2 separate regions of the Homo sapiens genome follow, and region 1 is linked to region 2. A link is a contact called in ENCODE Hi-C or POLR2A ChIA-PET data. All regions are on one chromosome and are shown on one strand. The core of a region is the stretch at or near the end of the contact, and the rest is flanking DNA. Distances in the headings are between cores, read along the strand shown.

What was found. Hi-C counts contacts between places; a loop is a spot of excess contacts on that map. ChIA-PET counts read pairs that join two places held with the same protein, here RNA polymerase II (POLR2A). Pooled maps may share reads with other maps.
Region 1: a loop to region 2 is called in a map of PC-9, with 6 times the contacts of the local background. The contact joins two enhancer-like sites. A Hi-C loop is called at or near these places in 2 of 168 maps with a recorded cell type or tissue (HCT116 and PC-9) and 4 of 50 pooled maps. POLR2A ChIA-PET finds 5 or more read pairs at or near these places in 8 of 52 experiments (AG04449, BJ, GM12878 and 5 more).

Annotation. Positions count from the first base shown.
Region 1 is chr1:38,955,361-38,962,916 of GRCh38, forward strand. It overlaps the pseudogene EIF1P2. Among named protein-coding and RNA genes, the nearest start is that of RHBDL2, 17 kb to the left of the region's middle. Within about 2 kb of position 3,776, at least 4 of the 41 ENCODE cell types and tissues checked have a DNase peak (open chromatin) inside an H3K27ac peak, as active enhancers do.
Region 2 is chr1:39,095,860-39,102,421 of GRCh38, forward strand. It overlaps a transcript of MACF1 not described here. Among named protein-coding and RNA genes, the nearest start is that of NDUFS5, 73 kb to the left of the region's middle. RefSeq lists an enhancer at 2,832-2,921. Within about 2 kb of position 2,857, at least 3 of the 41 ENCODE cell types and tissues checked have a DNase peak (open chromatin) inside an H3K27ac peak, as active enhancers do.

The DNA.
Region 1 (7,556 bases), core at 2,526-5,025, 140 kb before region 2:
GCACCCGGCTTAAGACAGGGTCTCACTATGTTGCCTAGGCTGGACTCGAATTCCTGGACTCAAGGGATCCTCCTGCTCATCCTCCTGATTACCTGTGACTACAAGCATGTGTCCCCACAGCCAGCTAAATTGCAATGATTTTTGTTAACTGTGAATTCCATATTCTCTGAAGAAGAAATTGATAATTATTGTTCATTTGTTTAAACATTTTAATTAAAGAACTAAGGAACATTGAGCTGCAGAACATTCCTATTCTGCCTGATGTACTCTCATTCTTGCCCACCTATTCACTTTAATTCCCTAGATATTCTCTCACCTGAATGAGCTTGAAATTTAATCTATCTCACCTTCAAAAAGAGAAGCTTTTTTTCCAAACCATAGACCTGTTTGATATTTTTTCCACCTCAAGGTCATTTAGGTTCCTCCTTAACAATAGCAAGCACTAGGCCAGGCGCGGTGGCTCACGCACATAATCCCAATATTTTGGGAGGCTGAGGCAGGCAGATCACCTGAGGTCAGGAGTTCGAGACCAGCCTGGCCAACATGGTGAAACCCTGTCTCTACAAAAATACAAAAATTAGCCGGGCATAATGTAATCCCAGCTACTCGGAAGGCTGAGGCAGGAGAATCGCTTGAACCCAATAGGTAGATATTGCAGTGAGCTGAGATCGTGCCATTGCACTCCAGCCTGGGCAACAGCGCCAGACTCTGTCTAAAAAAAAAAAAACAAACACAACAGCAAGGACTCACACAGTATATACTTTGTGGCAGTGGCTGTACCAAGTGTTTTACATGTATATTAATTTATGAATCCTAACATATAGAGAGATTAAGTAATTCTAGCTAATGGGTGCACAGTTTGGCTTTGAACTCAGGTAATCTGGTACCAGATTCTGCCTCTCCTCTCTGTCACCCACGCTGGAGTGCAGTAGCATGATCTCAGCTCACTGCAACCTCCACCTCCTGGGCTCCAGGTATCTTCCCGCATAGCCTCACGAGTAGCTGGGACTACAGGTGCGTGCCACCACGGGGCTTTTTGTGTGTGTGTGTGTGACGGAGTCTCGCTCTGTCGCCCAGGCTGGAGTGCAGTGGCACTGATCTTGGCTCACTGCAAGCTCCACCTCCCAAGTTCATGCCGTTCTCCTTCCTCAGCCTCCTGAGTAACTGGGACTACAGGCACCCGCCACCACGCCCGGCTAATTTTTTTTTTTTTTTTTTTTTTTTTGTATTTTTAGTAGAGACGAGTTTTCACAGTGTTAGCAAGGATGGTCTCGATCTCCTGACCTTGTGATCCGCCAGCCTCAGCCTCCCAAAGTGCCGGGATTACAGACGTGAGCCACCACGCCCAGCCAATTTTTGTATTTTTTTTTTAGAGACTGGATTTCGCCATGTCACCCAGGCTAGGTACAGCTTGCTTTTTTTTTTTTTTTCCCCAAAATGGAGTCTTGCTCTGTCGCCCAGAGGTGGAGTGCAATGGCGCAATCTCAGCTCCCTGCAACCTCCACCTCACGGGTTCAAGAGATTCTTGTGCCTCAGCCTCCTGAATAGCTGGAATTACAGGCACCCGCCACCAGGCCCATCTAACTTTTGTATTTTTAGTAGAGATGGGGTTTCGCCATGTTGAGCAGGCTGGTCTCAAACTCCTGACCTCAGGTGATATGCCTGCCTCAGCCTCCCAAAGTGCTGGAATTACAAGCTTCAGCCACTGAGCCTGGCCTGGTTCTCTTCTTATAAAGACACCAGTCAAGTCTGTGCACATTGGCTCATGCTTGTAATCCCAGCACTTTGGGAGGCCGAGGCAGGCGGATCACCTGAAGTCAGGGGTTTGAGACCAGCCTGACCAGCAGAGTGAAACCCAGTCTCTACTAAAAATACAAAAATTAGCTGGGTGTGGTGGCAGGTGCCTGTAATCCCAGCTACTCGGGAGGCTGAGGCAGGAGAATCATTTGATCCCAGGAGGCAGAGGTTTCAGTGAGCCAAAATATCATGCCACTGCACTCCAGCCTGGGTGACAAAGCTAGACTCAGTCTCAGAAAAAAAAAAAAAGAAAAAAAAAAGACACCAATCATATTGAGCTATGGCCCACCCTAATGAACTCACTTTGCCTTAATTACCCCCTTAAATGCCATACGTTCAAATGTAGTCACATTCTGAGACACTAAGGGTTAGGATTTCAACACACAAATTTTGGAGGGACATATTAAGCCCATGAAAAGATTATCCTCTTCTTCCTCTACGGTTGTACATATGATACGTGCTATTGTTTAAATATGTTCCCCAAAGAACATGTGTTGAAAACTTAATCTCAGGCCTGGGTGCGGTGGCTCATGCCTGTAATCCCAGCACTTTGTGAGGCCGACGCAGGCAGATCACAAGGTCAGGAGATTGAGACCATCCTGGCTAACACGGTGAAACCCCGTCTCTACTAAAAATACAAAAAATTAGCCGGGTGTGGTGGTGGGCTCCTGTAGTCCCAGCTATTCGGGAGGCTGAGGCAGGAGAATGGCATGAACCCGGGAGGTGGAGCTTACAGTGAGCCAAGATTGCGCCACTGCACTCCAGCCTGGGCGACAGAGTGAGACTCCGTCTCAGAAAAAAAAAAAAAAAGAAAGAAAAGAAAACTTAATCTCTAGTGCAATAGTTTTGGAAAATGGGACCTAATAGAAGATGTTTATGTCATGAACGCTCCACCCTCATGAATGGATTAATGCCAGTTATGAAGGGACTTTTTTTTTGTCTGTGTGGCTCTTTTCAGTTTATTACATGAAGGAGTTACACTAGTCCAAGCTAAGAGCAGACCCCAAATAGTTACTTCATACACATTGTGAGGTTTTTAAACCTGTGACAAAGACAGAAGGGAAATTCTACTCATTGCAAGAAAATCCTCACTTAAGCTTCAGTGAGCCACAGACACTTAGAACCCATGAACCTTCAGCTGATTGTCCTTGGCCAGTGCGATCTCTGCAAGGAACTGGCATAGGTTCTTGCACGGGTCAGTCTGTAGCTTAATTAGTTCTCCATATTCTGGATGCTCTATTGCAGTACCAGGCAAATTTCTTCTTGAATGCCTTCACTAGTTTCTTTTTTTTTTTTTTTTTTTTTTGAGACAGAGTCTCGCTCTGTCACCCAGGCTGGAGTGCAGTGACATGATATCTCAGCTCACTGCAACTTCCGTCTCCCAGGTTCAAGCGATTCTCCTGCCTCAGCCTCCCAAGTAGCTAGGACTACAGGCATGAACCACCACAACCAGCCAGTTTTTGTATTTTTAGTAAAGATGGGGTTTCAGCATGTTGGCCAGGCTGGTCTTGAACTCCTGACCTCATGTGATCTGCCCACCTAGGCCTCCCAAAGTGCTGGGATTACAGGCATGAGCCACTGTGCCTGTCATAGTTTCTTTTTATGGTAGTCATCAGCAATTCCTTGGACAGTAGTAATGGTCTTCCTGCCATTTCTTTATTAAATTCTTATATGGATATAATCCTCAGTGTCAGCAGGAAGCAGGTTATCGCCCTTAGTTGCATCCAGCAAAGAGGTCAAAAGAGTAGAAGTTCAGAATAGCAAACATACTATACAATTCCTTTTCCTCAGCAGAAACTGCCTACAGAGGTAGCAGTGGAAGAAGTGGGGGGAAGTGGGCAAAGGTGGGGTATGGAGCATGAGGAAGCAAGGGGGCTCAAAGGGAAAGTTGCTGAGTCCTCAGCGGTAGCTCACGGACTGGGGTCATGAAAAGACTTGAGGTTTTGAGTTCAATTTTCTTATTGTCCCAGACTCTCTTGCCCTTCCACATTCCACCATGAATGACTCAGCAAGAAGGCCTTCAACACACACCAGCACCTTGATATTGGACTTATCTGCCTCCAGAACTGTGAAAAATACATTTCTTTTCTTTGAAACTACCCAGTCAGTGGTGTTCTGTTATAGCAACACAAAATGGACTAAGAGTATGTTGCTAGTAAATATATCATTTTAGCCATGGGTTTTAAGATCTGGAGCTGATTGGAAATATTGGACATCCCCTAGAGATTCTGTACTCAGAGCTGGATGCAGTAACTAGAGGTAATTTTCGATGTGAATGTGCTTGAAGTTGTATGCAGTATAATCCTAACATCAGAGCAAGACCCTATCTCAAAAAAAACAACAAAAAAAGGATATTATGTAGCTTATAAAATAAATGGGTGGGCTGAAGAACCACATTCTGAGCTACATAATGAGAAAGAGCCAAAACCACATTGCAGAACTGGTCTGATGACAAGACACCACTGCCATGATTGAAGAGCTCCAGATATGCCGCTTGTGCCAATGATACCGTGACCATCAGATACTGGACTGATCACTACCCCACAGTCACTGCTTTTCCAGGAAGCGATCCTCCTGAAGCCAACTTTTCCAGCAAGCTTTGAGGCAGATGTGGCTGACTGGCAGAGCCCAGTCCACATGCCAGTGCTCTAGCTGCAAGACAGGTGGAAAAAGTGTACCTAGTACTTTCAGCTTCTGTAGGGGATGGTAAGCCCTGTATCTCTGACTCATCGCCTGATGAAATTCCCTAAATGAACGAAAGAGGGTGGCCGGGCGCCGTGGCTCACGCCTGTAATCCCAACACTTTGGGAGGCCGAGGCGGGTGGATCACGAGGTCAGGAGATCGAGACCATCCTGGCTAACACAGTGAAACCCCGTCTCTACTGAAAATACAAAAAAATTAGCCAGGCGTGGTGGCGGGCTCCTGAAGTCCCAGCTACTCCGGAGGCTGAGGCAGGAGAATGGCGTGAACCCGGGAGGCGGAGCTTGCAGTGAGCCGAGATCGCGCCACACCGCACTCCAGCCTGGGTGACAGAGCGAGACTCCATCTCAAAAAAAAAAAAAAAGAAAGAAAGAAAGAAAGAGGGTTAGAGTGCTATGGACCCAGCATACATGTCGTGTCCCTACACCCATAACCGTCAAGACGACCCCTGTAAGGGACATTAACTTTGGATTAGTGCCAGTGTATCTCACAAAGCCTACTGCAAACAAGTTTTACACATTTTAATAATCTATACTTAGTCGGGGTTATTGAATGAAGGTTGGTTTAAGATAGGCATAAGTTCTCACCAAGAAAACTGTTGCCTCTGCCACATCGGAAAACTGGGAAATTAGTAAGCTATTGTTCCAACTGTTGGCTCCAGGAACACATTAACTTAGCCAGGATCTGGGCAACAAGAAGCCACTGCCAGAGCTTTTGGTACCAGAGCTGTGACTTACTGAATCCTCCCATGCAACTTCATTTTATCCCCCACTTTAACTCAGTTCCAGATCAAGCCCCTTAGGCCTGTATCTGATTGGGAAACTTAAAACACATCCAGAGACTAAGTTTAAAGGAAGTCTAAGTTCCAGGCGGTGGCTTATACCTGTAATCCCAGCACTTTGGGAGCCCAAGCTGGGGGGATCACCTGAGGTCAGGAGTTCAAGATGAACCTGACCAACATGGCAAGACCTCTACTGAAATACAAAAATCTCTACTAAAAATACAAAAATTAGCCAGGCTTAGTGCCTGGCACCTGTAATCCCAGCTATTCGGGAGGCTGAGGTGGGAGAATCGCTTGAACCCAGGAGGCAGAGGTTGCAGTGAGCCGAGATTGCACCATTGCACTCCAGCCTGGGCAACAAAGCAAGACTCTGTCTCAAAAAAAAAAAAAAAAAAAAAGGCAAAGAATTTGAACAGATATTTGTACAAAGAAAATATGCCAATGGCCAATAAGCACATAAAAAGATGTTCAACATTATTCATCATTGGTTATTAGAGAAATGCAAATCAAAACCACAATGAGATGCCACTTCACACCACTGACTTCTGGGGAAGGAAGGGGGTATAGTACATTGAGTTCAACCAGTGACTGATACCCAGCCAATGGCCAATGATTCAATCAATCATGCTTCCATAATGAAGTCCCAATAAAAACGCTGGACAGGCCAGGCATGGTGGCTCACGCCTGTAACTCCAGCACTTTGGGAGGCCGAGGGGGTGGATCACAAGGTCAGGAGATTGAGACCATCTTGGCCAACATGGTAAAACCCCATCTCTACTAAAATACAAAAAAAAAAAAATTAGCCGGGCGTGGTGGCAAGCGCCTGTAGTCCCAGCTACTCAGGAGGCTGAGGCAGGGGAATCGCTTGAACCCAGGAGGTGGAGGTTGCAGTGAGCCAAGATTGCGCCACTGCACTCCAGCCTGGTGACAGAGCAAGACTCTGTCTCAAAAAAAAAAAAAAAAAAAAAGCTTTGGACAATAAGGTTTGGTGGAATTTCCTGGCTGGTAAACAGATCAATGTGTCACCAGGCTGATATGCCCTGATTCCACAGGGAGAAGGCAATTCTCAAAGTTCTGCTCTTGAGACTCTCCCAGACCTTACCCTGTCTCCTCATTTGGCTGGTCCTGACTTGTATTCTTTATAATAAAACTGTGATTGTAAGTATATCACTTTCCTGAGTTCTGTGAGTCATTCTAGTGAATTATCAAACCTGAGTGGATATGGGAACCCCCAGATTTGTAGCCAGTTGGTCAGAAATGTGGGTGGCCTAGGGATGCCTAATGTGTGGCTGGCATCCGAAATGAGGGCAGTCTTACTGGGGACCATGACCTGTAATTTGTGGGTTCTATGCTAACTTCAAGTGGTTACTGCTAGAACTTTATTGTAGCACACCAGTTAGTATAAGAATATTAACTTCTGTGGCAAAAGATGTAATTTAATTAAGGATCTTGAGATGGAGTGTTTATCCTGAATTATCCGAGTGAGTCTTAAATACAATCACAGTATCTTTATGAGGGAGGCAGAGGGAGATTTGATACAGACAGAGGAGGAAGAGGCAATGTGACCACAGAGGCATTGAGGAAGACGCAACGTGACTACCATCTCTGGCTGAACAACTAAGTTGTGTGGAACTCAATGGTGGATCCTTGCCAATCAGGATACAGTAACAGCTCTAGTGTCTGAATAGCAATTGCCATCATCATTCCCCACCCCAACCCATAGGTGCTTATCCATTACTCCCTGCCAAAACCACTGCTTCAGTGTCCTGACATAGTTCATCTCTGTCCTTGCCCCTACTTTTACCTCTTGCATCTACTTGTAGCTTCTCTCTCTATTTTCCTTCTAAATTCCTCTTGATCTCTTCTTTTGTCTAGATGCAACTATCTCATGGCTTCTGCTTACTACCTTTTCTTTCTGTGTCTCTACTGCTATTTCATTGACAGTCAAATACGTTAAAAAAAGGGTATGTTTAGTTTGGTCAAGCACTTCCTTTTGTTTTTTGAAATGAGGTCTCACTCTGTCACCCAGGCTGGAGTGCAGTGTCGCAATCACGACTCACTGCAACCTCTGCCTCCTGGGTTCTCGGGTGGAGCCATGTTGCCCAGGCTGGTCTTGAACTCCTGGGCCCAAGCGACCCACCCACCTTGGTCTCCCAAAGTGCTGGGATTGCAGGCGTGAGCCACCACACCCAGCCTCTCAAGCACTTTCTGATATGGTGTCCTTGTTGGTCAGAGCGCTCATTCTAGACCACCTTATACTGTTTAGATTCCATTTAA
Region 2 (6,562 bases), core at 1,607-4,106:
TGAGATGGCTGTCTCAAAAAAAAAAATGGCTGGGTGCAATGGCTCATGCCTGTAATCCCAACACTTTGGGAGGCCAAGGCAGGAGAATCACTTGAGTCTGGGATATCAAGACCTGCCTGGGCAACATAGTGAGACCTTGTCTCTAGAGAAAATCAAAAAATAATCCAGGCGTAGTGGCACATACCTGTGGACCCAACCACTCAGGAGGCTGAGGTGGGAGGATCATTTGAGCCAGGGAGATGGAGGCTGCAGTGACCCATGATCGCACCACTGCAGCTGTGATCATCATCATCCAGCCTGGGTGACACAGTGAGACCCTGTCTCAAAAAAAAAAAAAAAAAATTGCAGGAAAGATTGAGTCTTGCTTTGGGAGGAAAAAGAAACAGGTGAAAGGAGGGCAGGAGGGCAGAAAGATTCTGTTTTCTAAGACTTGACTTGCTTCTGAGGTCTACAGTGCCTCAACATTATAGCAGAAAACTATGACAAGGGCTATAGAAGTTATGAGCCAGGAACTGTGAACGAAAAAACCCATATATTGCAACCCCACTTCTCCCTCCCCAGTTATGTATAAGAAAGTTCCGGTAGCTGGGTGCAGTGGCTCATGCCTGTAATCCTAGCTACTCGGAGGGCTGAGGCAGGAGAATCACTTGAACCGGGAGGCAGAGGTCGTAGTGAGTCGAGACTGCGCCACTGCACTCCAGCCTTGGTGACAGAGCAAGACTCTATCTCAAAAAAAAAAAAAAAAATCAGAAAGTTCCCGTAATCACATACTTCTACCTTCCTCCGTTTTTGTTTTTGAGACAGAGTTTTGCTCTGTTGCCCAGGCTGCAGTGCAGTGGCACAATTGTAGCTCACTGCAACTTCAAACTCCTTTACTTCCCTCACTTTTTAACCATTATATTATACTACCTTTCCTCTAGTAGTAAATATACCAGTTTATCTGCTTCAGAGTCCATGTCTGAGGACTGGAACCACTGCCACCTGACCTACTGCCCAGAGTCTTCATGAGGGATTCCTTTTTTTTTTTTTTTTTTTGAGACGGACTCTTGCTCTGTCACCCACGCTGGAGTGCAGTGGTGTGATCTCGGCTCACTGCAACCTCTGCCTCCCAGGTTCAAGTAATTCTCCTGCCTTGGCCTCCTGAGTAGCTGGGATTACAGGTGCCCACCACCACGCCCGGCTAATTTTTGTATTTTTAGTAGAGACGGAGTTTCACCATGTTGGCCAGGCTGGTCTTGAACTCCTGACCTCAGGTGATCCACCCGCCTCAGCTTCCCAAAGTGCTGGGATTACAGGTGTGAGCCACCGCGCCTGGCCTCTTCATGAGGGATTCTAACACCCAGATGTTCAGGCTCCAGGGGCAGTGTGTCCCTCCTAGCGTTGCTTGGCTGATCCTCTGGTCCTTCCAGCTTGAGGTTCAGGCTCTATCCCCAGAACACACAGAGCTAGGCTAGAGCATATCTGGTTCTGTTCTGCCAGTATAATTAAACTAAATATCCAAAAAATGAATTTCAAGGATTCAATCTTGACAGACTGAAGTCGAGTTGCAATAGGATTCAGGTCCTTAACATCATGGCGGGAGGATAGCACAGTGGCTCATGTCTCTAACCCCAGAACTTTAGGAGGCCAAGGTGGGTGGATCACTTGAGCTCAGGGGTTCAACATCGGCCTGGGTTACATGGCGAAACCCCATCTCTACAAAAAATACAAAAATTAGCTGGGCATGGTGGTGTACACCTGTAGTACAAGCTATCTGGGGGACTGAGGCTAGAGGATCACTTGAGCCTGGGAGGTTGAGGCAGCAGTGAGCCATGTTCATGCCACTGTACTGTAGCCTGGGTGACAAAGTGAAACCCTGTCTCAAAAAAAAAGAAATTCATCAAGGGAATGAGTTCCATTTTTGTTATAGGGGCCTGTGCCCCAGGACTGCCCTGATGCTGGTGAACTGCTTCACGTGACTCTGATCTCAACTGAGAGCATTGGCCACCACTCTCAAGGGCCTCTCCCGGCCTCAGTGATTTGTGCTCTTTCCAGGCTGCCTGTTAGTGCCCCTTTAGAGGTTTCTACCTTGAGATGGTGTTGGATGGGGAGCTGTGGCTTCAAGTGAAGAGAAGTTTCATAGATTAAAAAAAGCCACACCTCACAGTTTGGGGAACCTCCCAATTCCCCAAAGAGTATAGACTGCCTCAGAGGATCCACACAGGGTAAGACCCTGTCCTGCCTCAGAGCAGGAAGAGAGATTGGGTATGGTTCAGCAGGGCTCACATTAGCCTGATTCCTTCAAGAGTGAAGATAAAAACAGTTTTACTGACAAAGAAGCTGGGAGACAGCAGAGGGGCCAATACCTTTTATAACTACTATTGTTAGGTTCTGAATGCCAGCCTTGGCGCTCAGCATCTTACATGCTGTATTTGACCTAATCCTCAAAACAACTTTAGGAGGCAGATGTGCTACAGCAGAGGAAGCAGAAGCCCAGAGAGTTTGGTAACTTGCTCAAGGTCTCCCAGCCAGTAAGGGGCCAAGCTTGGAATGGTGCTAGCTCTGCCTAGGGCAACCCACTGCCTCCCCCATTACAAGGAACAGTAGTTTAATAACAGCTAACATCTGTGTAGCACTTCAAGGTTCACGGAGTGCCTTAACATCCATTATCTCTACTGTGCCTTGGGAAGCCGGTGCGGTGAGGCCTTCCACGCCCCTTTGGGATAGCTGCCTGTCAGGGGTCCAGCCTCTGCTCATTTCTTCCAGGAAGCACTGGAGATTATTTGGAGTTGGCTCTGACGAGCCACGGGAGAGGCCTAGGGAGAGGCTGAGGTGGAGCGACTTGGCCAGTTGCTATGGTAACCCAGATGGCTGAGTAACCATTTTGAGGGTTGCTATGGTGATGGGCTGCTGGTGGCAGGGATCTTGTCTTCCTGGGTGGCTGGCACCCTCCAGGCCTCTTAAATTGAGATGTTGCACTTTCTGAACAGAAGAGGGCAGCATGAGAGCAGGCAAAGGCTTCTTACCCCAGAGCGGATTTGGGAACTTGAGGCAAAGCTTAGAAAAGGTTTCTAGGAGCTGGGCAGAAAGGGAGCTTTGGCTGGTGCCCAAGAGGCTGGTGGAGCTTCACTTCTGAGACTAGAACTAGGTAATTTTCTTCCAAGAGCTGGTCAAAGGATAATGCTTGGGGCTGCCCCTTCAGTGCCTGGCATCAGCTACTATTGGGGAATATAAAAGTTACAGCAGACAGCTACCCTTGCAAGGAGGAATGGAGAGAATATGTGCATGTGTGCACACACACACACTCACTACTAGCAAAGAATTTCTTTTTTTTGAGATGGAGTTTTGCTCTTGTTGCCCAGGTTGGAATGCAATGGCACGATCTAGGCTCACTGCAACCTCTGCCTCCTGGGTTCAAGCGATTCTCCTGCCTCAGCCTCCCAAGTAGCTGGGATTACAGGTGACCACCATCACGCCCGGCTAATTTTTTGTATTTTTAGTAGAGACGCGGTTTCACCATATTGGTCAGGCTGGCCTCGAACTCCTGACCTCAGGTGATCTGCCCGCCCTGGCCTCCCAAAGTGCTGGGATTACAGGCATGAGCCACCGCACCTGGCCTAAGAATTTCTTTATAAAGCATCAGTTAACACATAAAATAATGCAGCATGAACCAAAGGTGAAGAAAAGCTGGGAATAAACTTTCTAGAGGTTGAGGAAGGAGCACTAGCAGAAAGAGAAATAATTTTGTACTTCCCTCTTTCCTCCCTACACATGAAGTGCCCTCAGCCCTTGACCACTGAGTGGACATTGAGTTGGATTCTCAATTGTCTTGAATCAGATCTGGCTCCCTCCCCCAACCCCCATAACAGTTCAATGAGGCATCCATTCCTTCAGCAAATATTTATTGAACATCTACTATGTGCAAAGTATTGTGTTAGGCCCAGTGATGAAGAAAGATGAAATAGATGTCTTTGCCCTCAGGAACCTATGAAGTAGGAGGTTAAGGAGGCAGTGATACAGACATCCACAGTACATGTACCTGGAGTTCAAGACCAACATAGTGAGACCCTGTCTCTATAAAAAATTTTTTTAAAAAGCTGGGCACGGAGGTTCACACCTGTAATCTCAGCACTTTGGGAGGCTGAGGCAGGCCGACTACTTGAGCCCAAGAGTTCGAGACCAGCCTGGACAGTATGGTGAAATCCTGTCTCTACAAATAGCACAAAAATTATCTGGGCGTGGTGGCACCTGCCTGTAGTCCTAGCTGCTGGTGGGTTAATTGGTGGGCGCACTGAGGCAGGAGGATTGCTTGAGCCTAAGAGGCAGAGGTGTCAGTGAGCCAAGATTGTGCCACCGCACTCCAGCCTGGGTGATAGAGTAAGACGCTGCCTCTAAATAAATAAATAGAAAAAAAATTTCACGTCATTTGGGGTGAACTTTCAAGGTAGATTTCAGTAGGTGGAGTTGGGGGATGGGACATTCTAGGCAAAGCCTCAGAGTCTGATTATAGGGAAAGGAGGTACACACAAGGGTGTCATTGGAGATCAGCCTGAAAAGGAAGCTAGATGTCTAAATATGGAAGACTTGGAATTCCAGGCTTAGATAAGGGATGCTGTGAGACAAACATACTCTCTCCTTAAATACTCTAGCCTTCCAGCTAGTCAGTAGTCACAGACAGCCAAGTATTTTAGGATCATCTGGTTCACTCATTCATGCATTTAATCAAAAATTTAGGCCGGGTGCGGTGGCTCATGCCTGTAATCCCAGAACTTTGGGAGGCTGAGGTGGGCAGATTACCTGAGGTCAGGAGTTTGAGACTAGCCTGGCCAACAAGGTGAAACCCCATCTCTACGAAAAATACAAAAATTAGCCGGGGGTGGTGGCAGGCGCCTGTAATCCCAGCTACTCGAGAGGCTGAGGCAGGAGAATGGCTTGAACTCAGGAGGTGGAGGTTGCAGTGAGCCCAGACTGCGCCATTGCACTCTAGCCTGGGTGACAGAGTGAGACTCCGTTGCAAATAAATAAATAAATTAAATTAAATTAAATAAAGTAAACAAATATACAAATGCACGCGCGCGTGTGTGTGTGTGTGTATGTATATTTTTAGAGACCAAATTTTGCCATGTTACCCAGGCTGGTCTTGAACTCCTGGGCTCAAGCGATCCTCCTGCCTCGGCCTCCCAAATTGTTGGAATTACAGGTGTGAGCCACCATGCATAGCATTAAAGAAATAGTTGGCCAGGTGCGGTGGCTCACGCCTGTAATCCCAGCACTTTGGGAAGCCGAGGTGGATGGATTACCTGAGGTCAGGACTTCAAGACTAGCCTGGCCAACAAGGTGAAACCCCATCTCTACTAAAAATACAAAAATTAGCTGGGCATGGTGGCAGGCGCCTGTAATCCCAGCTACTTGAGAGGCTGAGGCAGGAGAATCACTTGAACCCAGGAGGTGGAGGTTGCAGTGAGCCGAGATCACACCATTGCACTCCAGCCTGGGTGACAGAGCCAGACTCTGTCTCAAAAAAAAAAAAAATATGTATATATATATATATGTGTGTGTATATGTATATTTTTAGAGACCGAATTTTGCCATGTTGCCCAGGCTGGTCGTGAACTCCTGGGCTCAAGCAATCCTCTGGCCTCGGCCTCCCAAAGTGTTGGGATTACAGGTGTGAGCCACTATGCATAGCATTAAAGAAATAGTTGGCTGGGTGCGGTGGCTCACTCCTGTAATCCCAGCACTTTGGGAGGCCAAGGTGGGTGGTTCACGAGGTCAGGAGATGGAGACCATCCTGGCTAACACAGTGAAACCCTTTCTCTACTAAAAATAAAAAAAATTAGCTGGGCATGGTGGCGGGCGCCTGTAGTCCCACCTACTCGGGAGGCTGAGGCAGGAGAATGGCGTGAACCCGGGAGGTGGAGGTTGCAGTGAGCCGAGATCACGCCACTGCACTCCAGCCTGGGTGGTGACAGAGCGAGACTCCATCTCAAAAAAGAAAGGAAAGAAAGAAAGGGAGGGAGGGAGGGAAAGAAAGAAAAGAGAGAGAGAAAGAAAGAGGCTGGGCGCGGTGGCTCGCGCCTGTAATCCCAGCACTTTGGAAGGCCGATGCGGGCGGATCACGAGGTCAGGAGATCGAGACCATCCTGGCTAACACAGTGAAACCCCGTCTCTACTAAAAATACAAAAAATTAGCCGGGCGAGGTGGCGGGCGCCTGTAGTCCCAGCTACTCGGGAGGCTGAGGCAGGAGAATGGCGTGAACCCCGGGGGGCGGAGCCTGCAGTAAGCCGAGATCGCGCCACTGCACTCCAGCCTGGGCGACAGCGAGACTCCGTCAAAAAAAAAGAAGAAAAAGAAAGAGAGAGAGAGAGAGAGAAAGAGAGAGAGAAAGAAAAGAAAAGAAAGACGAAATAGTTAATGAGTGCCCTATATGTGCCAGATCAGTTGCTAGGTGCTAAGGATCCTGTGGTGAATTAGACGACAAACAGTCTCAGCCCTCAGGGAGCTTACGATTTAGTAAGGATGAGAGACACTGTACCATAACTTCAAGTGTGATGAGTATTACCAAAGGGTAGAGGAGGACCT